Regions from separate parts of the Homo sapiens genome. Here region 2 is linked to region 1. A link is a loop called in an ENCODE intact Hi-C map of the cell type or tissue named here. Cell type or tissue: PC-3. All regions are shown on one strand. Links, peaks and the distances in the headings refer to the core of each region. The heading gives the core; the rest is flanking DNA.

The links. A loop is a pair of places that touch in the nucleus more often than their neighbours do. Peaks named below come from ENCODE experiments on the same cell type or tissue, not always from the same donor. Only the 100,000 strongest peaks of a DNase experiment are listed, where the experiment ranks them.
Region 2: a loop joins it to region 1, with 2.3 times the contacts of the local background. A loop is called at or near these places in 19 of 110 quality-filtered maps.

What each region holds. Positions count from the first base shown.
Region 1 is chr1:223,066,781-223,082,945 of GRCh38, forward strand. LOC124904521 (a long non-coding RNA gene) reads right to left here and starts at 8,213. Exons shown (of 2, transcript XR_007066891.1): 1 at 8,126-8,213; 2 at 5,469-5,795. RefSeq lists an enhancer at 11,833-12,346. In PC-3, for the core only: no CTCF peak of the experiment used is centred there; no DNase peak of the experiment used is centred there; H3K27me3 peaks cover 1,439 bases.
Region 2 is chr1:222,920,247-222,936,411 of GRCh38, forward strand. DISP1 (dispatched RND transporter family member 1) reads left to right here. Exons shown (of 9, transcript NM_001377229.1): 2 at 8,184-8,324. Among named protein-coding and RNA genes, the nearest start is that of DISP1, 110 kb to the left of the region's middle. In PC-3, for the core only: no CTCF peak of the experiment used is centred there; a DNase peak (open chromatin) is centred at 6,625; H3K27ac peaks cover 335 bases.

The DNA.
Region 1 (16,165 bases), core at 3,450-11,449:
TTGTTGTTGTGAGGTGTGTATGACACTGGAAAGGGCCTAGCAAACCTCAGGGTGCTGTCCTGAGAACTAAGGACCATCTGTCCCTAGGCCTGGTTCATATGTCAGGAATCTGTCTCCATGTAGAGTTAGAACAACTGAAGGCTCACCTTGCAGTTGGGCCATTTTCTTCTTATTTTCACAAGGGGTTTACAAGAACAAACATGCTCCCCCTTTTTTTCTTTAGCTCCCCAGCTGCTCACAAGAGACGGCTGATCCCCTTTCACAAAGTGGGGACCAACTGAGTATGTGGCCTGGAGCCTCTCTCATCCCCACTCCTGCCATTTCCAGGTACATAGGTTTCTTCCATGAAGGTAAATGACAATTCTGTAACTTTCAATTGGATCATAAATGAGCCATCCCTTGGCAGTTTGGGGGCCTGGAGACAAGGTGAGGCTCTCCTTTTCATGCTATTTTAATGCTGTATCTAGACATTTCTCAGAGCAGGGGAATGCTGTTTTCATAAATTCTCAGACTCTCCCCTCAAAAGACACATTGCTTTAACTTTCCCTCTTACTTCCCCAGATAGCCTGGTTCTTTATCCCCTTGCTCAGAGTTGGATATGAGATTCCTTTGTGGAGTAAGCCCTGATTTTAATGTCACATATATTTGCTTTAAAAAGCCAAGGTCTGCCACTTACCAGTGGGAGGACCCGGGCAAATTGCTTAACCTCTTTGACTCTTAATTTTCTCATCTTTGAAATGGAGATGTTGAGTCTCAAGAACTATGATTGTCCATAGAAGTAAATGTGATCATTAATGCAAACACCCAGCCAAGTGCCTGGCACTTGGGGAGTTGTCATCTCTTTCTTGTTAATGTAATTATTATTGCACAACAAAGGTTTATTGAGTGGTTGATGTGAAGATGAATAAAACATGTTCTCTGCCGTTCAGAGGCTCATGATCTAGTTGGAGAAGAAACACCAGCATTGACAATTTGAATACGAACACAAGAGAAACAGGTTCTTTCTGGTTTTCCAGACAGCAGGGCAGCTGTGGAAAAAGGTCCTCATCGGGGCCGCTGCTGTGTCTTGTGTCATAACAGGCCCAGCTGCAGGGCAACTTCTGGCAGGGGCAGTATAACGGTAGGACCAGGTTCAGTGCCCATCCTGCTCATCTGCTCATAAAGTACCCATAAAAGGCCCGGAGGTCCCCCTAGACTCCCAGTCCCTCTCCGGATGTGCCTCCAGCTCATCATCCAGAGCTGACCGGCTGGGTTGAGACTCTACGCTGGATTGGGTGTTTTACCCCTTGGCTAGACCCTTCAAAACTGAAACTAGAACTCTGGTTGGTTCTCAGGTCCTCCACCATAAGCCTCTGCCCCAGCTCCCTGAGTCATCACCAAAGGTTAGCCTGGCCCCACCTAAACCTTGGTTCAGGCAGGAACAGTAGCCCTGCTTGCCTGGGAACGGAGTCTACAGAGGAATGGCCCAATGCTGGGGCACAGCGCTACACTCATGGTGCACAAAAGGATCTCCTAGGTTTCCATGCCATCTCCTAGGAGGCATAAGAGATCGGGGCAGGTTGTAGATGGATGAATTCCTTAGCTTTATCCTTGTCATGCAGACATGGGTTGTTCAGTCTTGCCACTATACAACATACCATTATGAAAATAAGTGGGCCAGGAACAGTGGCTTATACCTATAATTCCAGCACTTTGGGAGGCCAAGGCAATTGCTTGTGCCCAGAAATTTGAGACCAGCCTGGGCAATGTGGCAAAATTCCAGACCTACAAAAAATACAAAAATTAGCTGGGCAAGGTGGTGTGTGCCTGTAGTCACAGCTACTTGGGAGGCTGAGATGGGAGGATTGCTTGAGCTGGGGAGGTTGAGGCTTCTGTGAGCTGTGATTACACCACTGCACTCCCAGCCTGGGTGACAGAGAAAGACCTTGTCCCTGTTTTTTTAAAAAAGAAAAAGAAAATAAGCAGCATTTTCAAGTGACCAGATGGCTCCAGGATTCAGTCTTGCCTCCTCTCTGGCATCATTTACTTCTTGAGAGAGGAGAATCTGTGATGTGGGCTTAAGTTGGACCTGGGCTGAGAGGAAAAGCAGTGGGAGGGTGGAGCTCCAAGGAGATGGGGAAGGCCTTAGAAGAAGCACTGATTTTATATAAGAAATGGAATTTCCGTAAAGGGTGATTTTAAAAAATCACTTAAACCTAGAGTCTGGCTAAGGTCCACGCACTGGCTAAGATCAACATTAGCCCATTAATGAGTAGACTCGGAGAAACAGACAGAACATTGTGATGCTCTTGAGACTGAATTAGCATAACTGGATCTTGGCACATTGTGTATGGATGACCCATCTCTAAGCGTGGCTGCATGGAAACTCCATACCTTCTCCTGTACCTCCTCAAAGTTTTTTTTTTTTTTTTTTTTTTTTTTGGCTCAGTATTTGTCTGATGGTTTATTTTTTAGAAAAAGTTAATTATTGTAAAACTCTCTTTCTGTTGAGCTAATAGAGAAGTAGAAGTAATTGAATTAAAACACTTTTATTGAGTACAAAAACAGTGAGGCTGACTAATTTAATTATCTTGGACTCAATGTTTTCAAGTCATTGAAAACATGTTCTCCTTTTAATTAACCTTCTGGGGTTTTTTTTTAAAGCTCTAAATCAGGCATTTATCAATGCTTTGCTCATGAACAAACATCTATTGAGTACCTTCAGGGTTGAGGCCAAGGCCAAGCAGGTCCAATCCATCAGCATGTGAAGGCTCTGAGGTCTGACCATACATATTGATGAGCATGCCCCATAGTGATCTGTGTGTTTCCTCAAAGTCATGAGACCACTGTGATCAGTTTGTGGAGGTACAAAGTGAAGAGGAGAGATGAACTCAGGAAAGGTCCACAGGGGCCTCTTCTCAATGAATCTGATAATCCCACTTTGTACCTCTCAGCCTCATATACCAAGAAACTTGCTGTTAGCACAACAAGAATATCTCTGTCTCTTGAGGCAGACTCACATTAACCAGGCTCACAGAGGTTGATGTATAGACCAGAATGAAACCCTTAAGGATTGAGGAGTCTGAAGAGTTCTCTCTCTATAGTCATGTCAGAGGCGTTTGAACAAGAGCAACTCCATCTTGAATGGGGCTGGGTAAAATAAGGCTAAGACCTGCTGTGTGGCATTCCTAGCCAGTTAGGCCTTCTAAGTCACAGGATGAGACAGGAGGTCGGCACAAGATACAGGTCATAAAGACCTTGCTGATAAAACAAGCTGCAGTAAAAAAGCAGCTAAATCCCACCAAAACCAAGATGGCAACAAGAGTGACCTCTGGCCTTCCTCTGCTACACTCCCACCAGCACCATGACAGTTTACAAATGCCATGGCAACGTCAGGAAGTTACCCTATATGATCTAAAAGGGGGAAGCATGAATACTCCACCCCTTGTTTAGCATATAATCAAGGAATAACCATAAAAATGGGCAACCAGAAGTTCTTGGGTCTGCTCTGTCTATGGAGTAGCCATTCTATATTCCTTTACTTTTCTAATAAATTTGCTTTCACTTTATGGACTTGCCCTTAATTCTTTCTTGTGTGAGAACCAAGAACCCTCTCTTAGGGTCTGAATCGGGACCCCTTTCCGGTAACAGTCAGACTGCTTAGGAAGCTGAGTGATCACTAGAAGACAGTCATTAAGCCTGGAAGCAGAGCCAGAGGGTGAACATGTGACGGTTTAATGGCATCAAGCCAGAGCTGAAAGAGGGAAAAAGCTTTGATTATAAATAATGCTCAGCAGGTCTCCAAAAAGGTAAAGCCATTTGATTTATTTATTCTTCATTTCCATGGCTTTGTATATATATATATATAGGTGCTCAGTGAATGTTTGTTAAATCAATGAATATGTGCCAAGAAGGTGATCAGATCCTAAGGGCTAAGAAGGGAAAAACCAGGCAGTCTGGGAGTTGTTAAAGTGTGGAAGACTGGTTACCCCATACCTTCGTATGGGTACCAGTGGTCATTGGTTTGAAATGAGGTGGTGTGACTGAAGGAAGAGGATATCAGCTCAGTTCTGAGTGACAAACATTGAATCAGCAGACACTTATTGAGAACCAGGCAATGGGAGCATTGAGGGGACAAAATCTTTTTTCATGGCGACCCATAGTCTCACGAGGTATTGTTCTACCTTCGTCGAGAAAAATCTCCCACATCTGCTGATGGCAGACCACATGGCACTCAATAGACCAGAAACCAAGACTGCTTGATTTGCCAACCCTGGACTGCCCAGACTTCATTCAGCAGAAGTCTAGCTTTTATGTGTGCAGTTTGATATAGGAGCTTTCTGACTGGCAAAGATGAATGTGTCTTTCTTGATTATTAAAATATTTTCTTTATCAAGTAACTGGGCACTCTGAGATTGAGCCTTAATATTTCTGTATGCTTGAAAGCAGAAAGAAAAGGGCTATTCTAAAAGTAATCCAGGCCGGGCATGGTGGCTTATGCCTGTAATCCCAGCACTTTGGGAGACCAAAGCAGGCAGATTATTTGAGGTCAAGAGTCCGAGACCAGCCTGGCCAACATGGTGAAACTCTATCTCTACAAAAAATACAAAAATTAGCTGTGGTGAGATGCGCCGGTAATCCCAGCTACTCCGGAGGCTGAGGCAGGAGAATCGCTTGAACCTGGGAGGTAGAGCTTACAGTGAGCCAAGATGGCACCACTGCACTTCAGCTGGGGCCACAGAATGAGACTATATCTCAAAAAAAACAAAAAAACAAGAGTAATCCAAATAAATGTTCTTCATTTGGTTCTGAAAGTGGAAGCAGGCAGCAGCTTTGGGGCTAATTCATTCCTTGCTCAGCCAGGGGGATAACTTTGTGAGTCCTTTTGTCACACCAGTGTACATCGGGTACCTGTCCATTCTTGGGACAAACACTGGTGAAATAGACAAAGACAAAATACAAAAATTAGCCTGTAGTCCCAGCTTCTTGGGAGGCTGAAATAGACAAAGACAAGCCTAGGTCATTCTTTTTCTGTTTAATAGTGTAAAAGGCTGTACATTCCAACTGACAGATTTTTACAATAAAGAAATTGGCCAAAAATTGGCTTTTGGGTGCCTCTGGAATAGAATAGAGAAAATTGGAGAAGGGGCTCCTTTGAGGATAGTATTGCCAGGATTGGTGGTTTATTTCCCCCAAACAAGGGCATGCCACTGAGTGACTTGTTCACAAGTCTCCTTGCTTGGAATTATACACTCAGAAATTGCTTTGGAGCTCACTTTAGGTGCAGGAAACTTGTTATCTGGGAGAGCTGCTGCAGCTCTGTGTCAGGCCTGACAGTCACCTTCATCTGGTGCATTGACAGTTACTGTCCCCTAAGCAAGATCATCTGAGATCCAAAATCCCCTCTGTGAGTTGTGTTTTCCCAGTGACCTACTGTGTTAGTTAAGGTAATGCTAGCTGCTATAACAGACACACCCTGAACTCCCAGGGCCTTAGCACAATGAAAATTTATTTCTTGCATACTTCACAGTCCCAAGAGGATGTTCCTGGTCAGTCAGCCTTCCAGATGGTCATTCAGGGATCCAGGCTCCTTCCATCATGAGGCTCTGCCTTCTGTAAGTCCTTGGTGTTCTCTGCATTCTGCCAGTGGGTAGAGGGAGGCACCAAGGGGAAGAGACATCTCCATGTTACCTTTGGGCTGAAGGTGCCAGTTGTTACTTCCATGCATTTGCCACAGCTGAGAAGCCTTCCATGGCCCTACTGAGGTGCAAGGGAACCTGGGAAATGCAGTTCCTGTGAGTGCCCCGGCAACACCTCTACATGATGGGAAAGAAACAGAAATATTTGCCACACCTAGAAACACCTGGCATGGGGTAGAAAAATAGGAAAGGTTCACAATAAAACAGGGAAGGGGGCGATCTCAGGAGGGTGTGTTGAGAAAACACAATTCTTCTAAGAATTATTATTCTGGAGCTGTCCAGGTTTAGTCTAACTGAAGCAACACCTCTGAGACTCTGAGCAAAGGGATAGATACATGGGCCTAGAGCTGGTTTGATTCACTCTTCAACCCACTCCTGTAATCTCAAGTGAGGGACAGTCCTCAGGAGAGTGATGGTGTCTCCATTAAGGGGAAAGCCCTGTCTTTCTCATCTTGCCCCAACCATCCATAAGGCAGGAGAAATGTCCTCATCCTATTTCCCAAGAACGAACCCTGCAGGTCTGGTGAGTGTGCTGTTGCATTCATTTAGACAACAGACGTTTCTCTAACATCTACCATGTCCTAGGTACTATCACACAAAGGAGAGGTGCTTTTTCTGGCCCCCTGAGTTCCGGTCCTGGGCTGCTTACTAGGGCATTTGGCAACTCACTCCATCTCTCCAGCCCTCCCTTTCCCCACCTGTAAAGTAAAGTTCTTTAAATTCTCTCTAACTCAGTGGTTTTTAACCAGGGGCAGTTTTATTCCCCTAGAAAACATTTAGTGATATCTGGAGACATTTTTTGGTTGTCACAACTGAGGGGAAGAGGGTGCTTCTGGCATCTAGTAGGTAGAGGCTAGATACGCTGTTAAACATGCTGCAATGCTTAGGATGCCCTCAACGTCAAAGAATTATCCAGCCCAGATGTCAATAGTGCTGAAGGTGAAAAACCTTATTCTTAGCTCTAAAATTCTGTGATTCTTGCCAAGCAGAGAAGTCAGTCTGAATCTGGGATGCTGGAAATACTTGATTTCTATAAACTTGGTTAGTGGTGCTTCTCCTAACACAAAGATTCTGCCATTAGACTTCCCTCAGGTTGTTGTAGGGACCCGTCACTGGTAAATGTGTGTCACCCACACAGCAGCCACGTTAGAGGAGTGACCACAAATTCTTCTAAATGTCTAGCTTAAGCCCCTCTTGATTCAATTCATCCTGCCTTGACATGATTTACGGAACTAAAGCAAGCACGTGAAGATGGTGTGCTTGGGGTTTTGGTCAGTAGGAGCTAGACTTTTACCCCTCAAGTCTTGGTAGAGGGGGTGCTTTGCATAGATCCATTCCCATTCATTTCCTTTGTGCCCTATGTCTGAGGACATACAGCTGTGAGATGGAGACATAGGAGTGCTCTATGTCCACCCATGTCTTCATCCATCCATTCGTTCACTCAACATTTATTGAGCACCCACTGTGAGCTTAATCCATAGTCCAGGTACTCTGCTCCTTGTGCTGGCCACAGAGCAGTGAGTTAGACAAACATCGCAGGGCCAATGGAAACCACACACTAGTTGGGGAGCGGGTAATAAACAAGTAATCATGGTACAATTTACTTCTACAGTCAAGAGCCCTCTCTCTATGGAAGGTCGTTTATTTATTTATTATTTTTTTGAGACAGAATCTTGTTCTGTCGCCCAGGCTGGAGTGCAGTGGCACCATCTCACCTCACTGCAATCTCTGCCTCCCGGGTTCAAGTGATTCTTCTTCCTCAGCCTCCAGAGTAGCTGGGATGACAGGCGCCTGCCACCGTGCCTGGCTAATTTTTGTATTTTTAGTAGAGACGGGGTTTCACCATGTTGGCCAGGCTGGTCTCGAACTCCTGACCTCAAGTGATCCACCTGCCTCGGCCTCCCAAAGTGTTGGGATTACAGGAGTGAGCCACCACTCCCGACCAAGAAGACAGTTTATTTTGCCCTAATATTGGCTAAGGGAATCTTCCCAGATATTCTAGCAGAGGAGATTACAGACCTTACACTTCTGCTGCAGAAAATCACAAAATTTTTAGACTCTCCCTGGAAAGCTTGGGGCTGCAGCCTTGCTCCTCCCGCCTGTCCCCTTTCTGCAGCCCACCTGCTGCCCAAGGGTGCTGTGCATTCCGTCCTGGGGATCCAGAGGAAAAGGGGCTTTGTGGGGAGAGGAGGCAGGGATAAAGGAAAGTGCTAAGGCCCAGCCAATTCCTCCTAGGCTTGTAAAATTCCAGGGCTGAGTCCAAGTTCCCAAAATAGAAGTGAAGGGAGAGCAAACTTCCTGGCTGTGGTGGAGCCCCTGATGTGTTGAATGAAGCTGTTGGTTTGCAGGGTCTGGGAGGGTGTGTATGGGAGATGGGGGGGTCAGGGGGTGGTGGGGAGGGGCCTGAGTGACCAGAGGTGACCAAGATCCTGGGGGACAGACAGCACCTGGAGTGGTGACCACAGCTGCAGGAGCGGCAAGACTCCCAACACTCCATGCTTGGCGGTCACTTCTTTCTTTAGAAAGAGATATTTTGCTTTCTGTGGGCTTGAGAAAGCAGCAAATGACTGCACAGTCATGGGCTGTGCAGGGCCATTGTGACATGTTTGTCCTGTGGGGGCAGCGAGTATTTGTGGATGTGGGTGGGGGTGTGGACGCTTCGTGTCCACTGGCAGCCTGAAAATGAGGAGCGTGCGCCTGGATGAATGTCTGCTCTAAACTCAACTGCTTGTTTATTCAATGTCCTTAAAAAGGCTCTTAGTTCATCAGCAGTGTATTAAAAGTGTATAGTTCAACAATGAGCTTTTTGTTTAGATATCTTGTTTCGCAGTTTCTTAGGTTCAGTAAACACATTTTTTAAAATGTCTTAATTGTCTCATGAAGATATCTGACACAGTTAAATAAAAACAAGTGTTAGATTAAAAAGCCATGTAACTGCCCAACAGGTTCACCTTATCCATTGCCTAAACAGAGCCGATTAATCAAGACAGGGGAATTGCAATAGAGAAAGGGTAATTTATGCAGAGCTGGCTGTGCAGGAGAATGGAGTTTTATTATTACTCAAATCAGTTTCCCCAAAAACTCGGGGATCAGAGTTTTTAAGGATAATTTGGTGGGTAGGGGGCTAGTGAATTGGGAGTATTGATTGGTTGGCTCCGCAATGAAATGACAGAGCGTCAAAGCTGTTCTCTTCTGCTGAGTCAGTTCCTGGGTGGGGGCCACAGAACTGGTTAGCAGGTCCAGGTGGGGCCATCCAGTTGTTAGAAATGCACCTGAAAACTCATCTCAAAAGGCCAATCTTAGATTCACAATAGTGATGTTACCTCCAAAAGTAACTGGGGAAGTTGCAAATCTTATCACCTCTGGAATAATGGCTGGTAATATTTAGAATTCCAGCCCTTCTCTTCCTGACTTGGTGGCTGGTGGCCTGTCATTTGTTTTATAAGAATAGTTTAGCCTTTTAGGAAGGGCTATTATTTAAACTATAAACTAAATTCCTTCCCAAAGCTGGTTCTGACTATGTCCAGGAATGAACAAGGACCGTTTAGAGGTTGGAAGCAAGATGGTGTCAGTTAGGTCTGGTATCTTTCACTGTCATAATTTTCTCAGTTGTGATTTTTGCAAAGGCAGTTTCAGCCAAGGCAGCCCTGCAGAATGAATGGACAGGAGACATTCGCCTGAATTACCCGGGCATTGACAAGTTCTCTAGGTTCACTCTTGGATTTGCAAATCACTTGCTGTGTGAATTTGGGGCAGTCTCTTCCTCCCAGTGTGCCTCAGTTTCCTTCTTTATTGGTTCATTCTATAAACATGATTTCAGTTGAAACATGCTAAAAGAATTGAAAAAAAAAAATCAAACAGACTGTATGTGCACAACCCTAACACCCAGGGGCTGCCTTCTTGTACTTAACTAGCAGTCCCTCGGGGGTACTGTTAGCTGAAATGCTAGTGAAATGACCGCTCTCCACAGATAAGGAATAGCTGATTGTTCCTCCCAGCCAGCGCTGGATTCCCTGGAACCATTCACATTCTCTTTTCCTCCTTCCTTTGGAATATACAGACATATGCCTAGCATGCTGCCTGGTATGGAGCCAGCTCTCAGCCAACACGTCTGAGTGAAGCTGCATTGGGCACACACCCGCGTGGGGCAGTGTGAGGCTGGCACTGCAGGCCACCCCAGGCAGATGCCTTCCTGCTGGCACTGACTGAAGGCCTGAGGGATTCCCTGGGCAAAGCCAGAGAATCAAATGGCCCCTATATGAGATGTTTTCTCCCATTGGAAACTAAGTCATTTTGTCACTTGTCCCAACCTTCCTCTTCTCAATCTTAAATACAGCTTGTGCCTTTGGCTTACGTATTTCTTTGCATTGGCTCGGCATGGCTCATAAACGTCCAAGGGTAGGGTCATATGTGTCAGACATGCTGCTAGTTTCTCATCCCACAAAGCTTCAATATGAGCTGGGTATGACCTCCCTCTTGGTATCAAGGAGGCTAGTATCAGAGAATTCGAGCAGCTAGTTCAAAGTCAAACAGCTGTCAGGAGCTGGGGCTGCGATTTGAACCTGGGCAGAGAGCAAAGCCCACACTCATTCTATTTCATGCGGCTTTCTCCTTCTGCCTGAAGTCACGTTCCCCTGATCCTGAAGGTTACCGCAGGCGTGTGTGTCCTGGAGAGTCTTCAAGGGTCTCCCCATCCCTAGTGAAGCCTTCTAAATTTCACAGCTCTGACCACAGCAGCCCACCATCAGGCTGTGTGCCCTGGTGTGCCTGGCAGGCTCTATGCAAACAGAACCATTTTTGATACTAGTGATGTTAACATATCATAGGTTTATGTAATTATTATTGTTACTTTGGTCTTGATTTCCTCTTGCCAGACACGATGTCTAAACAGGAAAGACCAGCTTTCCTGTTGGGAGATCAGTGACTTCCAGAAGGAGTTGGCTTAGGGAGCTCCTCTCCACGCCCCCTCCCCTTCTTGTGGTTTTCAAAGATTCCTTTTCAGTCTTGAAGATGAGTGGGAAATACCAATAATAGCCCCTGGGAAAGGAAGGAACCCCACAGCGGGCCAGTTCAGGGGATGCCTCTGCAGCAAGTGATGGGCTCTGTTCCAGGAACCCCTCCCTTCCATCCTTCTGTGCGGGCCACTCCACGTCCACAGGGAGAGAGGTGGCCCGCCCAACCCTGAGTGTGCAACCCGAGGGCAGCTGGGGATGAGTGTCGTGGCGCCCCTCGTGGCCATCTGTCGGTACCTGTGCCTCGCGCAGGGTCTGTGGCTCAAGTTGTGAATGGTGGGGCTGGGTGTGGCGAGGCCTCCGGCCTGGAGTCTAACTTCTGGGTTCTAGGCAAGGTTAAGGTCCTTCCCCATCACTCCACGCTATGAAGCTCTAATTCTTTCATTTAACTTCTCACTCATTGAACAACTATTACATAAAAGGCATTGCCTGCAGTAGAGGCTCTGAGACACCAAAATGAATCCAGCAGTCCTCCTTGGAGGCTACAGAGGCAGACAGGGAGAGCCACACAGGCACACAGTGAGGCCAGACACGAAGGCCAGGGAGCAGGGGAACAGAAGTGAGGCCGGCAGATCTCTGGGTCCAGGACCCTTGCCCTGGCCATGAGGTGGAGGGTGCAGCAGGCTTCAGCCCCAGAGGGCCACCTCGCGTCCCCAAGAGGCAGGGGTTGGCTAGGGCTCCAGGGGACCCTTTCTCTGGGGCCATATATGAGGGTGGGTTCTACTCGGTCCTGTGAGCACCCTTGGGCTGCCTGCTCTGCCTTGCCAGGCTCTGCCTGCCTTCCTGGTGCCACATGGGGCTGGGTGTGGGGAGCAGGGGAAGGAGAGCCACGTTCCCCTCCTGTCCCAGAGACTCTTAGAGAGATGAGGTAATGTCTGTAGCTGCCCTGGGGAGGGGATGGGACATGCACAGTGAGGCGACCATCCGACTCTCACTCCATGCTGCATAGGGACCCTGCACTCTGGGTTTCAATGCATTCCGTTACCCTCGTTTCCTCCTCCGGAAGCCGCCACAACATGCTAATCCTTCAGCAGAGCTGCAAGGGACAGAGAGGGAATGGAATCAATATTTATGAGGCCTTCAGGCCCGGCATGGTGGCTCACACCTGTAATTCAGGTGTGGCTCACACTTTGGGAGGCTGAGGGTGGATCGCCTGAGGTTGAGAGTTTGAGACCAGGCTGGCCAACACAGCGAAACCTTCTCTCTATTAAAAATACAAAAATTATCTGGGCGTGGTGGCAGGTGCCTGTAATCCCAGCTACTTGGGAGGCTGAGGCAGGAGAATTGCTTGAACCTGGGATGTGGAGGTTGCAGTGAGCCGAGATGGCGCCACTGCACTCCAGCCTGGGCAACAGAGCAAGACTGTCTCAAAAAAAAAAAAAAAATTATGAGGCCCTCAGGAAACCTGGGGGTCCATCCATCAACGCCAATCTGTGACCTCGTTCAGATGTTTCTCCAGCTCTGGCTGCTGGAACGTTTATTCCTCCATCAGGGCTTGGGCCATTCCAGGCTGGGGAGAAGAGGCCAGAGGGAGGAGGGAGGCCCCCAGCCAGGTTCCGGCTTGGGCAGTGCAGCCAGCAGAGGGGCTTAGGAGCAGCAGGCAGTGGAGTCCTGAGCAGAAGCAGGAGGGTTGCAGGGCTGTGCTGGCACCAGCCGTGGTACAACTGGGGCATGGATGATGACTGAAGATGGTCAGGTAGAGGAGAGTTGAAGCTTCTACCCTACATGTGTGCTCACTGTTCAGGAGACTCATCAGCGCTGCTTTACAGTGTGGTCGCTGGCTTTTCCCAAGAGAAAGAGGAAACTGCCAGGACTGCTAAAGGCTGGGCCCAGGACTGCTGCTCCTTCTATGGCTCGACACAGGGGGAAGGGGGACAGCCTCGCTTCTTGCTGGGGCTGATCACAGGGGAAGAGGGGTCCAAGGCCACCATTGGAGACCACGCATTCTACGTGAGGGCCACGGGTCCCCCTGTGTCTGCCTTTCCACGTGGGGAGGGGTACATAGCAGCTGTGAACCTCTCATCTGCTGCCCCAGGCTTTTGGATCCTGTCAATGCACAGACTCTGACAGACTCAAACATCTGCCTTCCAGCCTCGGCCATGTACTCTGGTGACTTCCCCAGAATGAGTGTGGCAGGTCGCCTTGATCCAAGTAGCTGCCAACTCACCCTTGCCCTCTTAAACAGCCCCTTTGTGGACAGTGGTCAGTGACAGAGACATGGGTGACCTGCTGAGTGGGAGGGGAAGGCTCCTCTCTGGAGGTTCAGAGGTGGAATTCAGACCCGCAGGCCAAAGTCTCAGAAGGCAGATTTTACGCCCACGCAGGAGTGAATAATAAACTCTTTAATACTGGAGTGGTCTGATTTCCAAAAGGGGGTGCCCTGTCCCTAGAAGTGTTCACACAGAGGCCGGATCATCCCTGCCGGGAGAATGAGAATGAATTCCTACACTCGTGGAGAGGCTGGACTCTTTAAACTTCCAAGATTCCTCACGCTTTTAATCATCCTTCATTCTAATTATCCAGACCCTATTTGGTGACAATTATCATTTGCAAGTCCCAGCAATCCTCATTTTGGGGGCCAATCCCTAGTTGCTTGTGTAAGTAAGCATTGTTGAGAAAAGGGTCCAACAGCTGGAATCCAGGAAGGCCCTACCTACCTAGGCACCATGTTAATGCCCAGCTAGTCAGTTGGGTCCAAGCGGCTTTGAGTATTTCTATTTTAATATAACTGCATGAAATTCGCGCACCCGGGAAAGAGCTCGTGCGGGGTCACTGAGCACCTTCTTTTCTTGGCCCTGAGGTTGGGCTGGGGGTGGAAAGGACCCTCAGCTCAGAGCCCTCCGTGAGGCCCCCAGCATCTACTGCATCACAGATTGGACTGTCCCCAGCCACAGGACAGGGCTCAGGCCTCCCAGTTCTCCAAGAAGCGCATTCCCTGGGGTTGGCCCACAGGACCGGGCTTCTCCGTTCACCTTTTCTCTTGGATTCGTGCACCACCTTGGCTGTACTGAGAAGCAGTAGTGTGAGCAACCAGGTTTGAAGGCCACAGGCTCTGACCCCAATGCCCACCCTGTGCTGCTCCGGAGGAACTCTCTGGGGTCTCCTGCCCCTCAGGCTCCAATGCCGGCCCCAGCCTCACTCTGCCAGGGCCATGGATCCTGCCCTCACAGCCCTGGGGGGGAAGGACCAGTGCCCAGGCAAAGCTCCATGCCTGGCTCACACAGGCCCACAGGAGAGGGAGGAAAAGTCTCCCTCATGAGTAGCCAGGGTCAGGGTCCAATGAGGGCCCTTAACATGTAAAAGATGTAGCTTGAGCTCAATCAGCTTTAACCTTGTCTTTCCATTACCTCATAAAGTAGCATGGAACTCTTGACAAAAGTAGCAAAGCTCTGAGGAGATGTGCGCTTACTGGCTTTCTAGCATATTCCAAAGTTCTCTCTGCCTCCAGGTGTGTTGCTGCTGCAGGGCTGCAGGTAGGCATGGGCCGGGCTGCAACTTGGGGCTCTTCTGAGGACCTGGGACTCTCCCCGGGAAGGGCGGCCGTGCAGCTGTTTCTAGATCAGCGAGGATTTCACCACAGGACTCCCATTCTGTGATCGTGCTTCCAGGCTGACCTGTGGCACGTGTGTGCAGGGTGTCGTGCATGTGTATTGTGCGTGTGGTGGGTGTCCACTGTGTAGTGTGTGTACACATAGTATGTGTGGTGTGTGTATACTGTGGTTTCTCCCCTGAGGCCGGCGCCTCCGGGTGTGGTGTTGGCGCTGTGTCTAGGGTTTCTAGAAGGGGAGGAATGAGGGAAAGAGGCCCCTCCGGGCACTGGGACAGGCTCAAGGGGAACAGCCCCGAGCTGGGTGTTGGCTGAGTGTGAATTCCAGCAGCCAGGCTCACAGACCCGTGTCACCTCTGACGTCAAGTGGCAGGGACACGCTAAAAGCCTTTGAGTCTATTGATTGAGAAGGCTCCAGAAGGTTTTGGAGCGCTGGAAGAAGGCCAGGCCTGGAATTTACGCGTCGGCCTCTTGGTGTCTCCTCCCGCTGAAGGGAGTAAATCCAGGCAGGTCTGGGGCTGCCGGGCGGGCACCTGGGGCGGAGGAGCCTCGAGGCTGTGGTCCTGCAGCACCACCTGGGGGCGGCGAGAAGAGTAGCCGCAGAGGCTCGGGAGGACGCGCCCTCGGGTCCAGCCGCAGCCAGCACACCGGGAGGTGGTCAGGGGTCATCTCTTCTGCGCCGGCCCCAAAGTAGACTGTCCAGTTCCCTGGGAGATACTGCGAAATCTGCTTCATGTTTCCATTCGTAGACAGGAAAAAAAAAAGCCCGCCCCAAAAGCCTGAGCTTCCATTAGGATTACCTTGCCTGGGGTCCCAGAGTGACCATAAAACACCATTTCCCACCCTCCCTGCCCCATTGGTTTGTCAGAATACTGCTTCCACTAAGAGGTACCATCGTTTAAGATTCTTAGAATATTCTACCTAAAAGGCCTGAATATTCTCATATTCATGTGTGGCCTTAGAATGAATATCCAGCCTGAAAGGAGATGGTGAAGTATGCCTGCCTCATAGGGAAACTGAGGCTCAGCAAGGCTCCGTGGAAGAGGGGAAACCTTACCCTCTGAGTGCTCCATAATGGAGTCTATGGAATAAACTGACAGCAGGCGGATTAGCAGGAGGAAGGGTGACCACATTTATTATGCACATGGATGCATCATGGGAAAGAAAAGTGAATATCTCCAAACCAATGAGAGACCTAGAAGCTTATGCGCCTGACTCACCGCGGAGGCAGGAGAGGGGATGGAGGTGCCATGGGGAGAATGAATGATTTGGGGAAAGATGAATGGGCCCTTGGGAGAATATGGGTAGCCTATGACAAAGTTGGCCTGGGCATGGCATCAACCTTCAGTCCCCTCTGCTGTGATGCGAGTCTCCCCTGGCTCATGAATTTCCTGGGGAGGGGGATTCATGATAATTGAGGTCCCTTTGGAGGGTCCGTCTTTAGGCAGACAAAGGCAGCTCAGAGCAAGCCTCCGCCTGCATCCTGTGCTGCCCAGTGCCTTCGGTTCAAGGTAGCTGGCATACCGTGTTTGGGTGGCACTTCCCGAACTCCTTCAGCCCAGTCCCTTGACTTTAAGCCCAGTGCTCTTTCCACTGCTGTCCACGGTGTGTGGCCCTCCCCCCGTGCAGGTGTGTGACTGGGCACCCGCAGAGGGACACCAGGCCACAGGGAAAACAGAGAGAGGCAGACCCAGATAATGCCAAGATGTGCACAGAGCTGAGTGCTGTAGAAGGAGCTGCAGGCATGGGATGGAGGGTGTGACACCAAGTGGTACCACCCACAGGACACATCTGCTGCGAAGATACTCAGACTGAAGTCTGGGTCCCAGAGAAATGACTCTTTATAGCACCTGGAAAGGCTACCCTGCTGCCTGCAGTCTCTGTGGAACAAAGAAGAAATGAATATTGCAATGCATGTCACACGTAAA
Region 2 (16,165 bases), core at 3,402-11,401, 150 kb before region 1:
TTCAAGACATAGTGGTCTTCATTCAAGGAGTAAATCTCCTGCCAAGAGTTTCTATCATAAAAGTAAAATATTACATTTTGAAATGCTGTATCACAAACCAAAAATATTTTGGAAACTCTCCAGAGCCCATGGATTTATTGTAATTTGCTTTTAAATCATAGTGCAGCACAGATTATATATTTAGATGATCTACAGTCTACTTATTTTGTTATGGCTGAAGTGATTCAGCTTGTTTTTGATATAAAACTATCAAATATGAGCCTTCTGTCCTCTAAAACATAACACTATACTTTGTGTGGGAGAAAAACTCTTGTTAAAGACAAAATGTTCCCTTGAATTCCAGTGTGAAATCCGCAATAAACTAACCTGCTTGAGTTAGTTTTCACATTTAAAAACTTTTCTTTATAGTAATTTTTTGGTTACGTTAAGGAGGGTTGGAATTTTGCCTATTTTTTAGCATTAGTCAGACTTTTTTCTTCACAGAAAAATGAAAAACTACGTCTTCTCTGAAATTTAATGATCTCTATGGTTTTTGCTTTAAAATATGTACCCCAGTTTCTGATCACTATTAAAATTTTTGATAGTATATAAATTAATATTAAGTAAATTTCATTCTAGATGACCAAAATGCTTTCTGTATAGTGATAAAATGCATACGGTTTTCTAGTCTATAATCAAATGAAGCAAAGATCATAATAAATAAAAACTAAGATTTTCCAGATTCACTTATTTCTAAGACACTTTATCACAGAAATCATATTTGCTACTATAAGATTAATTGGGCCGGGCACAGTGGCTCACGCCTGTAATCCCAGCACTTTGGGAGGCCAAGGCGGGCAGATCTCCTGAGCTCAGGAGTTCGAGACCACCCTGGGCAACATGGTGAAACACCCTGTCTCTACTAAAAATACAAAAATTAGCCGGATGTGGTGCATGCCTGTAGTCCCAGCTACTCGGGAGGCTGAGGCACGAGAATCACTTGAGCCCTGGAGGTGGAGGTTGCAGTGAGCTGTGATCATGCCACTGCATTCCAGCTTGGGCTAAAGAGTGAGACTCCATCTCAAAAAACAAAAAAGAAAAAAAGTAATTGGCAATTAAGCTACAGACTTATACTTAATGACTCACTATAAGTGAAAACTCTTTATTTTTTTTTCCTTGTTTAAAAATATTTCTGTCAATGCCATGGGAAAATTCTACCTTCAAAACAAAAAAATAAAATTATAAAAACTACCCAAGAATATGCTTGCATGTTAGCTTCTGGAGCAACCTCTACTGAGAAAAGGGTGAAAGCTAATTACTGTCATTCCTTATTATTCAGTAGCAGTTTAGTATTCAGAATTTAAAAGCTGAGAATAGTGTAACATATTGTGGGGCCCATATAAATCAGCAGTAAAATAGGATTTTGTATGCTGAATATTAATTTACAGACTACATTTCAATACTGTATTCTGCTTAATAAAGGATATATGTAATAACAAGTTATAAAATGTCAATTGTTCAATAAACATTTGTCAAGTATAAATATTTGACCTAGTACATGGTATAATATACTTTATATCCCTTCTTAAGGGGTATAAAAATGATTATAATAGAACCTGTGCCTTTACATATAGATTAAGAGGGTAAAAGAGATATATAAATGACCACAATAAAAAAAGACATGTGCTAAGTACCATGAGGGATCTCAGGTCATGTATGTAACTTAGAATAGAAAGAGAGAATTTCTGGCTTAGGTAATCAGAGAAGGTTTCATGTTGTTTGCTGTGTGTTGTGAAGAATGGATGGGATTATGGAAGTTGGAAATGTGAACAAAGGCCATTGCTGGTAGAGAGACTAGCACAAGCACTGAGGGTGTGAGGGTGTGTGTGAAAGCTTGTTTGGAGTAAAGCAAATTCTGTTTGGCAAGGGCAGTGAGTGGGAGGGGAAAGAGCCCAGATAATGGAGAATCTTGTGTGCCAGCTAAGATGTTTAAACTAGTGGGGGAGCCATGAGTGTTTTTTTGGACTGAAGAGCAGCTTGATCAGATCTATCTCTTATATGATGTATCGAGAAGCTCTATGTTGCTTAGATAAGGTAGAAAAGGTAGGAGACCATAGATAGGGTCACATCTATTAGGCTGTTGTAGTAATTCAAGGGAAAGTTAATCTAAGAAAGTAGCAGAGGAAATGGAAAGGATGGGTATATGTGACAATGGCTAGGACTTGGGAATGAATGAACAAGGGTATACAGGGTGTAAAGGTCAAAGATGACTCCTGCCCTAGCTCAGGATGCAGCACAGATCTGGTGTTCAATAAATACATATTTAAGTGAAAATTTTGGGCTTAAATGACTGAAAGGGTGCGCAGAAGTAGGAAAATCAAGAAGTTGTTTGAGGATGATAAGATCATTTGTATTTTAAATTGAGTTTGAGCTGCTGGCAGGATATATACATTGAAATGTCCTTAGAGAGTAGAAGCTGCAGAAATGGAACTTATAATAGAAATTGGAGTGTGACAATATAGGCAGGAGACATAAAGCAGAAAGTTCAAAGGAAAAGACCCTTGGATATTGCTCAAGATTTAGAATAACAGAATTAAGAAGATCTGCCAAGAAAATGGAATAGAGGTTAAAGAGATAGAGAATGTTAGGATAATGGAAACTAAGTAAAGAGAAAAGAGTATTTACCAACAAAGTTGGTAAATGAAGAAATGTAAAGAAAATGAATATTGAGAAAGGACCACTGGGTTTCATTTTTGAAGAAACAGTTTTATTAGATGGTAGTTAAGATTGTAGGAAGTGAAGGAACGAGATGGGGTTAAAACTTGAGTATTGTCTGGCAAAGGAAAGGAAAAGATAGGTAAGTAGCCTGAGGACTAGCAGGCCAAGGGAAGGAATTTTTCAGGCTAGGGGAAAACTAAATATTTTTTGTAAGTAATAATTTGACAAAGATGGAAAAATGAAGATGGACTTGGGGAGGCAGAGTGAGACAGAGTAAAGAGACATGGTGGTCAAGATTGAGAGTACCTGTGTCCAGTAAGACTGTCTGTAGTGATGACAATATTCTCTATTTGCACTGCCCAATTCAGAAGCCGTGAACTGCATATGACTCTTGAGCACTTGAAATGTGACGCCTTGTGCAACTGGAACACTGAGATTTTTAAATTTCATTTAATATGAATCAATTTAAAATTAAGTCACCACATGTGGCTTGTGGCTACCTTATTGGGGAGCAAAGATACAGTGGATAAATACAGTAATTAATAGCAGGAAAAAGGGTTGGACACTGAGAGATAAGGGACAAGTTCCAGAAAAAGTTTGAAGTACAGGCAGTAGTGTTTAAAGGAACTCATAGTCAAATAGTTTCATTCTTTCCCATAAAATAGGTGGCATCATTTGCTGAGAAGGTTAAGGTAGGGAGCATGAGAAAGATTTCCAGCCATGCTTGTGGAGATTTCCAGTGGAGAATCTATGATAGATGAGATGAATCACAGCCGCATTATAAGCCCTCTGGAGTTGAGAGTGTGCATTTGTTTTAGGTCTCTGCTTCCTTGTCTGGTGACTTTTTTCGGTAACATTTCTAAATCTAAGAGAGAAAGGAAAAAAAGAAGGGCAGGGAGAGCAAGTTTAGTGGAGCTCTTTGAAAGGCTGGAATGCTGGTGAAGTAAATAAATGCTGACGATGAGCTCTTAACTAAGCACAAAGCAAGTAAAAATAGGAAAGGACATGGATAAAGACTCTAGAGCCACGAGGTCATAAGGGTGAATATGTCAGACTATGGAAGACCGGCAAGGCCATAAAATTTTCTGTTGTAAAAATTGTAGATTTTAGAGGTAGAATTTTCAACAGGAAATGAGATAAGAAAGAAGAAATGTCTGTCGTTGGGTAAGAGGAATATATAAGACAGATGTACATATTTCCAAATTGTTGGGGAGGAATTTCAGCATCCCTTGAATTTTTTTTGTTTTCCTGCAATTTGCTTGCAATATTGTCTTTGCTCCAGACTTGCTAATTCAACTTTGAATGCATGGTCTTTTCTTAAATAATCCAGGTTTGAGTAGTAAAATTGGGATTTATCTTATCTATTTGCAGTGATATCCAAATTCATAAAAACTGAATTCAGAGCCAGCAGGGACCTATGAGATCATCTCATCTAGTGTTTGGATTTTGTAGATAAGGAGACTGTAACCTCTTGATTCAGTGATGAGTTCAAGGTTACATAGCCAGTGAGTGGTAGAGCTGAGACTAACTTCAAGTCTTCAGTGATTCCCTGCACTGGGCTATGACTTGGGCAGCATAATGCTCTGGTCTGAAGTTTTCAGTGGGTATGGAACTATTTGTACTCTGGAAACATCAAAATCCAATATAGAATATTATCTTCAGAACTTTGGTATGATTAGTTTTTCTGAACTTGTACTTCCAAATTACTAAACTATTAATTTGACCATACTGAAAGAAAAATCTTGCTGAAGCAGTATCTACAATGTACCACAGTTTACTTGTTCATAACTGTTTGACACTTAATGCTAAGAAAAAAGATAAATAGACAAGACTTTTAAATGTTAATAAATGTAACAGAATCCGGAATTGCATTTTTGACTAGGTGCAGCTGGGAAAGAGTTTATCAGCAGCTGTTTTATCACTTTTCTAAAAGTACCAAGTGTTGTGCCTCTCCTGCAGGCTCTAGTCTCTTTTTCCCTCCCCCATGCCCTTGTCTTCCTAATAATGAAGAAAGATACCTAAATAGTATGATCTACAACAAAAAGGATACTGTTTTCAGAAAATATTAGAACATCGTAAGGTCACTAGTACTTTTCTTTTCACTCTGAATAATATATTGAGAAACATATTGAAGTAATTGGGGATAATATTTATTTATAAAATAATTATGTGTCCCATGTGACAATACCAAAAATGTACTTTAACTTGTCTATTTTTACATGGACCCCAAATGTTTAAATGAAGTGATTAGACATACAAATCTGTAATTTTGATAAAAATATAAATAAGAATTTATAAGTTTCTGAGTTAGAGAATACAGGTCTTTGGTTTTTGTGACACTATATTTAATTTAAGGGATTTCTTTATAGGATCAACAACTCTAGAACCTTTGTTTGCATTTCTTGAAAGGAAAAGCACAGTGAAATAGGATTAGCTGCTTTAATAAAGTGAACCAAAATACTGTTCAGATGATCAAAGAGTGTTAAAATACCTTCATTTTTATTTTAATTCTTTAATTCCATTTTGTCATGGGAATTTTTGGTATTACAGCATTTGGCATACATATGACATGAAATCAGCATACCCTAAGATTTTAGGGATTGACTCCTTTAATATATTTCCTCAAGTAAATATTTCACTCTTCCTTTTCCCTGTCCTTTTCCTTCCAAGATTGGCTCTGTTTTAGGTGAATTAGGAGATACAGAGATGAAAGTTACCTTTCCTACCCTCTAGGAGCTCAAACATACAGTGGTTCTCAAAATGTGGGTCCCAGAACAGCAGCAGCAGCAGCATCCTGAGGACTTACTAGAAAAGCAAATTCTCAAGCCCTACCCCAGACCTTCAGAATCAGAATTCTGGGGGATGGGACTCAGGAATCTCTGTTTTCATCAGCCCTCCAGGGAATCCTCATGCACACTCAAGTTAAGAACCACTGGTCTAATGACTGGAACTTTATACCTTCCTTATTTTTGAAATTGGGATATAAGTCACATCCGAAAAAATTCACCATTTTAAAGTAAACATTTCAGTGGTTTTTAGTGTATTCACAGGACTGTGCAAACATCACCATTATCTAATTCTATAACATTTTCACCATCCAAAAATAAACTCCATACCTATTAGCAGTCACTCCCCATCCTCTGTCTCCACCCCTCAGCCCCCAGCAACCACTAACCTACATTTTGTCTCTATGGATTTGCCTCTGCTGGATATTTCATATAAATGGAATCATAAAATATGTGGCCTTTTGTTTCTTTCACTTAACGCAGTGTTTTCAAGGTTCATCCATGTTGTAGCATGTATCAGTGCTTCATTATTTTTATGGCTGAATAATATTCCATTGTATAGATGTACATATGTTGTTTATCCACTCATCAGTTAATGGATATTTAGGTTGTTTTTACTTTTGGCAGTTATGAATAAGGCACTATGAATATTCATGTACAGGTTTTTGTATGAACATATTTTCTGTCTGGTATATACAGTCAGTTCTCATTATTTGTGGTAGTTTTGTTCCTGAAGTCACTGCAAACACTGAATTAGTGAATACTGAATTACTGGTTCTAGGAGAAATACAGGATTAGGTTCCTGTAAGACTCTGGTCACATTTTCATCAGTTGATCAATATATAACCTTGTTTTATGTGTGTTTCTTTTTAAAGATATATTTATTGCTGATTCATTAACATTGAGTGCATGCCTAACAGCGCCATAACTCATGCCTGAACAAAGCGGCTTACCTAACCAGGTATATTTTCTGTGTGTGACAAGGCCTGTCACAGCCTTCTTGCACTTAGAGTAGGCAGCACTTCAGCATTACACTTGGGGGCTATTTGAAACAGTGAACTCACCAAAAAAAAAGCACAAATGTGAAAAACCTGGCACTAAATCGACCGCAAAAGGGAGACTTGTTTACAGTATGAGAGCCAAACACAAGAGGGTAGTCTTGTTTGAGTGACTCACGTTTTTCACCGCTCTGCCAATTCACATGTCTGAATGACTGTGAAAGCACCATGAGGATTATTTGGGGGTTACAAATAATTTATAGTGAATAATCATATTTGCAAATACAGAATCCACAAATAATGAGGATCAACTGTACTGGGAGTGTAGTTGCTGGGTCATATGGTAGTTCTATGTTCAATATTTTGAGGAATTACCAAGCTATTTTTTTTTTTTTTTGCAGAAGCTAAAGCGTGTTACATTCCCGCTAGCAGTGTTTAAGGATTCCAATTTCTCCATGTCCTTGACAACACTTGTTATTTTCTGTTTGTTTGAAACAGAATGGTGGATGTGAAGTGGTATCTAATAAGATACCACTTATAAGTGGTTTCGATTTGTATTTCCCTAAATCACTAATGACGTTGAACATCTTTTCATGTGCATATTGGCCATTTGTATTTCTTCTTTAGAGATGTGTCTATTCAAACACTTTACCTCTTTTAAATTGGATTATTTGTCCTTTTATTGTTGAGTTGTAAGAGCTTTTAAATATATATTCTGAATACTAGACTCTTAGATATATGACGTGCAAATATTTTCTCCCATTCTGTGTTTTCATTTTCTTGATAATGTCTTTTGATCTTCAAAAGTTTATTTTGATGAAGTCCAATTTTATCTTTTTTCTTTGTTTATGCTTTTGAAATTGTTGAAACTACTGTCCTCATATAGTTAGTACATCCTGCTACAAGAATTGCATACATATTTTTATTACCAAAGTCATGAAGAGTTAGATTTCACGGTTTCAATAAATTATAACTTATTTGCTAAGGGATGTCATTTGTAAATTTAAAGCATTTGTTCGTAGTATTTAAGAGACTTTTATGTTGTGGTTGTGGGATTTTAAATACTGGCATCATGAGGGCCATATGTTTATAAAAAGCAGTGTCAAATTTATTTAACAAACTGCTGTTTTTGTTTGGAAAATTGAAGAAAAACACTTAAAACTACTCTAACATTTTAAAAGAAGATTCTACCTCTTTTTAAAACCATGAACTTTCTGTCCTAAAAGTAGGATCTTGAGCCATTTTGTGAAAGAACACAAGAATCCCTGGAACTTGGAAATAAATGCAGATTGGTGTTTATTTGTGTTATTTTAAATGTAGTAGCACTGTGTGTTAGAAAACTCAATCTGTAACACTTAAGTCAGGCTAAGCAAGCAAATAATATCAGCTAACATGGCTTTAATCTACTAAGTAACTTAAAATCCAAAAGATCAAAGGAAGTTATAACTAAAAACAGTCCTTCATGCAGTTTCCCTGTGGAAGCAGGAAAAGGCTAGAAATTACATGTCACCTTCATATCCTGGCTTGCTGACCTTGTGCTCAGATCAAGCCCCTCTGTATGCCAGCTGTTACCATTATTAAGACCTTGCCCCAAGGGGTTAAGTAGGAGAAAAACTCTCCTGTCCTATTGGAGAGCAAACACTGAAAGTTCCAGCCCCTAACATGCCTAATTCAAAGCAATCTGCATGTGCTTGTCATTCAGTCTGTCCTGCCGCTCTGTGGAGCTGCGCCTGCCAACTCATTGCTTTCTGCTGTGCTGTGATCCTGCAGTCAGTTGCCGCTGTTGCTACTGCAATCATTTGCACCAAACTGAGCCAGAGAAGTTCCCTCTTTTAACATAAAGGTAATACATTTTCTCTTGCTGTGTGAATATGTGTGTGAGAAATGTGTGTGAATTTGTTATTTTAGGAGAATGTATTTAAAAACTGAACTTTGTTTCTAGGATTGTATTTAAAATTCCAGCTCACTGTTTTGTTTTTTTTTCAGTGTAAACTTTGAACGGCATTTGGCATTTTAACACATTAAAATCTTGTGAAGTTTATTTAAATTGTAGTCTAGCGCAGTAAGGTAAGGCCAGCCATTTCTTAAGTTTGTTAAAATGTCATGTCTTTGTGAAGTTGGAAGGAAACCTAAGCTTTAAGGAAGTTTGTTGTTTTACACTTTGAGATTCTTATTTAACTACTATCTAAAACAGAAAATTTTCAAAATATGTGCTTGCCATTACCAGGTGATAGAAAAATAAATGTAGAGTTGTAGGAATCACATTAGTCACTTTTGTGAATTAAATATTATAAGAAAATAGAAAATTATTAGCATCTTCCCTCCTATAAAGAGAGTAGTTTGGTGAAGATACCCTCTTGTGAACTAAACTTCAACAGCAAGTAATTCTTATCAGAGTTCATTTCAGATACACAGCTTGGTACAGGCCTTCAAGCTATATTTTAGTTGTTTAAATGTTTCATGCATTACATGGTAACTACAATAGTGACTGCATATGATTGGATTTACTACTTAAAAGTACAATTCAAAATATATTTGCTGTATTCACTTTTGCTTAAAATGAGAATGGATAATTTATTTGCAACTGGTGGAAAAATTCAAATTAGTTTAATGTGAAATATGTTTATGTTTGGTGTAAAATATACATTAAAAAATTAAACAGAGAAATTTAGTGAAAACTGAGATATTTCATGCACATCACTGACCATAAATGCCTTTATTCAATGATAATGCAAGAAATAGAAAACATACTTTACAATTTGTTAAAAAAATTTTACAAATAGGTATTCTTGTTGAACGAAGAAGAAGGAAATGTGTCCTTTTTACTCACAAGAAGGTTATTTTAGATCATAATATTTATAATTAAGAAAATTACAGTTCCCTTTGTTGGCTGGGAAATCACTAAACTGTGTAAATAAGCTCTAAATTTATGAGTGTTTCACTTGCAGGTAGTGGGTTTTCTGCTTCCCATGGTTTTAATATCTGGCGACACATTTCTACTTTCTAAAATGTTAAAACATTTTGCATTCTTTCATGTATTTTTTAGTCTTGCATCTCCAATAGATTATCTTAGATTGCTTTCATTGCCAACGTATCAAATATTGGGATATTTTATTGATTTTACTTTATTTAGGACTTTTTAGTATTAAAAAAGATATTTTTATGTATCTTCTATGCTTCATATAGCTCACATCTTAGACCTCAGTTTTAGACTTGTGATCATGAACTATTTGCATTGATTATGAAAAAATGTGTAATGTTTTAAGTGTCTGAAATGATTGACCTACAAAGTAGTTTAGAAAATACATGTTTACCTTAATTCAGTCTGGGAAATATGTATTATAAAGTGGATTCATCCAAAATTTAAATCTAGTCTCACTTGCCTTGCAGTTTATATTGAACCAGTGGAGCCTTTTGGGGAAATCTGCTTTTCAGTGTTTGCTATGCATCACTTCTTTACCTTCTGTTCTAACTGCTTTGAGTTCTGGGACTGGATCTGAGCATTCTTGCTGTATGATTCTTATAACTCAGTGTGGATGATGGACAGCCTTGACATACAGATGATATGAACATTTCCTATTTTTGAAAAAATACAATTCCTGATTACATTCTGACACAGGAAGCAAAACTGAGTTGTTTAGGATCAAGACATATGAGCTCCTTAGCCTGTCAGCCTTTTGGAAAAAATATAAGACAGAGCAACTAAAAAAAATTAGAAAAGCTAGACTTGGAGAAGGTGGTGGCTTTTTGTTCTCTCCATCTTAATTTCTATTCTCTTATTTTAATCAGTATTAAACAGGCTTATGTATTACAGGCTCATATTTAGATTCCAAGAAAACTGTATAAGGAAGATAGTAGGTGCTTACCAAAATGATTGCTAAATAAGGACATTTAACTGAAAAATGTGATTTAATTATTTTTGTAAGCAAACAAGAATCCCACACAATAGTAAATGTAATTTCAGTTCATCTAATATATACAAGAAAGCAAACAGCAGAATTCATAAGCATTTATAGTAATAATTTAAGGAATAGAGAAAGATTTATAAAAGTTGCACCCAGGCCCTTATTAAGACTTAATTTACTGATTCAATTCAAGTAAGAATAAAGTCTTTATAAGTTTGATGTTCTTCTAAGCTTGAAGCAAATCTCAGAGTTCTCTTTAACTGTGTTTTATACAAATACCTTGAGTGATGTTTCCCAAGTTGCTCAGTAGACTAAAGGATACTCATAGGACATTATTTGCTGGACTCTGCAGGGAAGAACCCATTTGGGGAGCTGTTCTAGGAAATTTGATTTGCTGCTTCTCAAACTTCACAAAACAGCAGGGAGTGGGGCCTGGTATTAGATACTAAACATTTGTGGGAAAAGTTTAGATAATTCTAAGTGTGGTATTAAAAAACAACACACTACCATCTAAATCAAACAACTTTTAAGTGCTTTATGGTGATTGATCTCAGTTTTTGGCTTTATGAAGGACATTTTTAAAATTCTCTCACATTCTTTTGCCTAACAATGTGTGGGAGTAAAATTTTCTTAGTTTGATTTACCTCAGTGATGTTTTTTTTTTTTCCTTTGGGCTGCTAAGTTTTGAGGTTTTGACATGTGTGAAGTATTAAACATCCATGGTATCTTTTAGACATGCTTGTGATGTGTTCAACATTTGTTAAGCTCGGTAATATGATCCTGTTTCTACTGGGGAAGAGCTATAGTGATACAGATAGATTGCTCAGTTGTAAAGCCGCCCATTTTGTGATTTTAGTTGAGACAAAATAGTTTCAAATGAAATCTCATGGCCTAAAGACACACCTATCACATCTTAAGGATCCTGTTTATTAACAAACCATCTTGTAATTCTTATTTGGTGGGGATGTGAGGCTAAATAACAGTCCTGCTATCTGCAGGCTGTCTAACCCTAGAATTGGAAAGTTTAAGATGCTTAAAATGCCACCAGGAATCTTTTTTTTTTTTTTTTCCTGGCATGGAACTTTAGGGAACATGCTCTTTTATTAGAGGATCTTGAGCCTTCATTTTAGAGACTGACCAGACATTGAGGATGAACTTTTTCTTGAGTGTTAAATAAACTCATTAGTCAAATTAGCTACTTCCCAAATTTTCTTCAAAAGATCAATAAATAATAAAGGCTATATGGCAAGGTGTTTCACATTTCCACAACATTGTTCCACGCAAAGTCTGCACTGTTGTCTTGCTTGAGCTAATATCTTATCAAGGCTTTCTCTCCCCACCCTTCCAGCTTAAGAAGTACTGCAGATGAAATCTCTTTTCATTGTAACAAGAGCAATAAAAAAAAGTAAAGATAGTTTAAACTTAGAGTACCAGGTCCAACTGTTTTCTAATATGCAGCAATATTCTGCATTTCAAGCAATATTTTCAGACTGTTGAATATTTTGAGTGGCAGTTGCTTGCTCTTATAGATTGATCAGCATTAATTATATAAAGTATAAATCAGTGGCTCTCAGCTCTGACTGCATGTTAAAATCACCCAGGATGCTTTAAAAAATGCTAATGTCCACACTTCACTACAATATGAATTAAATCAGAACCTCAACCTCTGGGGCCAGGACCCTTTTATCATAATTTTTTTAGTATTACCAAAGTGATTCTAATGTGCAGCCAGAGATGAGACTGCTGTGATAGACTTGTAATTTTATTAATATTCATATTTAATGCATACCTTAAGACTTGTAGCAGAGTCTAATTAAATGTTTTGGCTAGTTTTGGGGTTAGATAACTACTTATATAGGAGAACTTTGTAGAATTTTTTTAAAGTGACCATTGTTTGACATCCCTGATTATAGAAAGTTTCTCTAGTTTTATTTTGTATATTTTTGGTTATACAATTTCACATAATTCTCCAAACTTAGGGTTCAAAAGAAATTAGTGCAGCTTAATGGAATTTAAACTCATCTGAAAGAGGAGCGCAAAGCTATGAGAAGCCTTCCCTACCTCTTTCTTTCCAGCATTGATGCTTATGGGCACAGTACTTATAACACGAGTGTGGAGAGAAGTGGTAAATATTACATGGAAAGATAATTTTTGTGGATGAACCTGGAAAAGAGATCTCTGAAAAGTGCTTTGATAATTGCAATATTGTGAGAGTGCTCTTGAAATATGTATTTAGGAAGATAAGTGTTTATGCTAAATGAAGGATATCACTGATATCATTTACCTGAGATTGAAAGAGATAAACTTCATTTTATACCCACATTTCTGTTCCCACATAGACCAAAGGTACATTGGATGTAAAACAAAATGAGAAAAATGAAATTGATGTTTCTACAACCCTGAAATTTCTATCACTCACCTCTACATATGAAAATTTCTGCTTTTACAACCTAACTCATTTCTAGCAGTAATACTGCTTTCCAAAGGTAGGGCTTTCAGATTTGCTATGGCAGATATACTGCAATATCGTTAAGGTTATTTTACATTCATATTTTTTGTTGTAACTCTAGGGGGAAACTTTATCTGGAAACTTTAATTTTTCTTCTGTATCATTAAGTTGTTTGTGAATACCATGAATATTGAAACAAAACATTTACAGTGTATCCATATATCTTAGTTCCTCTGTCAATATATATCATGTATGTAATCATATTAATAGAGGTTATCTAAAAATGTTAGGCGTATTTCATTTTCAAAGGTGGTGCTTATCATAAGTTGAAACTACCCATAAATTGAATAATAAGAACAGTATGTTCTCACTGTAAAAGAATGCTAACCTTCATTTTCATATTTCCTGGAACTCAGTTCGCTTTCTCCTAGTTGGCAGAGAGCTAACTAATACCTAGTAGGCTCTTATGAAATATTTAGTGGTATAGATCTTCAAATATATAATGTTTGTTTCTTTGGGAAAATGGCTTTCAACTTATTATAGTTTATGCTTAAGGGGAATACTAGAATTAACACCTTATTTTTGTATAGGCCTTTGCAATATATAAAATGTTTACAAGTGATTTGGGGAAGCTATTTATAAGTATTCTCATGAAGGAGAGTTTAATAGTAGAAAGTTTACAAACTTAAAAATAAGAAAATGTAATTTGTCTCAGGAGGGAAGAAGATTATATTTCTTTATTTAAGACCATCCTTTCTAGTTCCTTAAAAGTGTCTGATTCTTTCATTAAAGATACAGATTTTGCTGTCAGGTCACAATTACATTATTCTTAAATAGTCAATATACTATATGACAACAAAGATCAATCCATTGTCTTGCTTTTTTAAGTTTGCATAATATGATATATGGATGGATAACACCTTTCCTTAATTTAGTGAAATATGTCTCTGGCGCTCTTGAATGCTGAATTGTACCTTTTAAAACTATCTTGGGAAATATCGAATTCATAGGCTATTTTTCATGTGGACCTTCAGACAGAATTTTACATCAGTAGCCTCTTGTGGTCCTATAAAAGCTAGTTGGACTTGGCATTGCTCTAGAGGCATCTTGAGGTAGTGGAAAAGCCTTACCTTTAGAGTCATACTGGTCTGAGATTAAAGCATGCAATTTGGATTAGCTACTTTAATATTTTTGATTCTCAGTTTTCTCTGTAATGGGTTTAATAATAAATTCACAGAGGTATTGTGAAAAAAGGGGCTTGACATAGTGAGATGATTAAAAAAAATTTTAATAGCCCTTTGAAGGGAAAAATATTTGTAGAGACAATACTTGCCTGATTTGGCTTCTGCGTAGCCCCACTATAGTTCTTTATCAATTTCTGTTGGCATTTAGAGCAGCCATTTATTTCTCTGGCCATAACACTAAATATTAGCAGGCCAACGAGGTACCAGTAATCAGAAATTAGTCCATCATTTTAGGATAAGCAGGAAGCAACTGTGGAGGAACCATTTCATATTAAAACAAGTTTGGTAAATAATGGATACAGGTATCCCCAGACTGCCTTTATACCTGATGTGAAGAAAGATACCTGATGTGAAGAAAGACTTAAGGTCTCTTTATATACCCATCTTTTAATACCTAGTGCCACTTGAGAGGGAAACAAATGTATCTCAGTTAACTAGGCAGGGTGCTTCAGTCCATTTATATGAGTTGCACTAAAAAGATCAAAATCTTAACAGCTGTTATTTGCATGCACAAAAAACAGTTTGGGAGTCATGATACAAGCCATAATTAAACTTGATTATCAATTAGAACCTCTGTTGTTAAATGTGTTACATTTCTTTGCCTTAAAAAGAAAAATGGGCCTTTATTTCTGTCAACTGTTATCATTTCCCTACTTATTTTTCTTCATTCTGCTTTAATTGTGCATATCTTGCCATAACTGAGGCATAATTCTCTTGTAGTCTCCCCACCTAGTTTGTGGTTTTCTCTTGCTACGCAAAATGTGTTCTAGGTATCAGCAGTATGGACATGTTGTTGGAGGCTTGTTGCTCCACCCCTGATGTACTGTATCAAATCTTTATTCTAACTGCATCTCTAGGTGATCCTTGTATTTGGAAGCACTGGTTTAGTGTTTTGTATTTACCTACTGAAACTGCTCTAGGGAGCATGACTCTTCTGAAAAAGGTGGTTGGCTACAACAAGGGATCTTGTTGGTGATCCAGTCTTGCCATTTATTCTTAAGTTTGGTATTAGGAATCTGGTGAAGCAAAGAGTTATTCTAAAATACATCATCTGAGTGTACAGAATACAGTTTATCAGAAAGCTCTCAAGACCTTGGCATCATGCTTCCTAGCTTCACCATTTGTCATCAGTATGTGACTTTGAGCACCTTACTTAGAATCTCTATGTTGTTTTCTCCTAGCAAAATGGAGTGGTAATGCCTGCCACCCCTGTTTTTCCAGAGGGCTATTAGGAGGATCAACTCAAGTGAGATCATTTGTGAGAAAGTGCTTTGGAAATAGCCAAGAGGTGTACAATTTTAACAGTTGATGGGGATGAAAATGGTGTTCCTTCAGGCTATATGAGCCCTGTGTTTGTTACGGATAGTGAGGCTTTGCTAAGTGGTTACTGTGGTAATTGGGACAGGTCTGTGTATTCTCTTCAACAGTACATTTAGATTTTACCTTGGCAGTTTTCTGGCCACACTAGCAGTTCTGACCGCCAATTCCAAGTAGCTGCTGAGGTTTTCTTAACGCTATTTGTATTCTGGGAGCCATCTAGTTTGATTGCATCCTTTGTACAAATTGTGTGTCATTAATTTTGGTGTATGATACAGTCATGTGCCACATAAAGACATTTTGGTCAGTGACAGACCACATATACCATGTTGGTCCCATAAGATTATAATGGAGATGAAAAATTCCTATGGCCTAGCCATGGTGACACTGGAATGCAACACCTTACCTTTTTTATGTTTAGATGTGTTTATCATTATTTTTTATTATTCATGTTTAGATATGTGTGGTAGACAAATACCTGCATTACAGTTGTCTACAGTATTTAGTACAGTAACATGCTGTATAGGTTTGTAGCCTAGGAGCAATAGACCATGCCATATAGCCTAGCTGTGGCTACAGCATCTAGGTTTATGTAAGTACACTGTGATGACCACACAATGGTGAAATCACCCGATGATGCATGTCTCTGGACATATCCCCGTCCTTAGGTGATATGTGATTGTCTCTTGACAAATGAAATTATCATAATCCTGATAGCATTTTCAATGTGATGCAACTTTTTGTCTGAAGCATTATTTTTCCATTTATT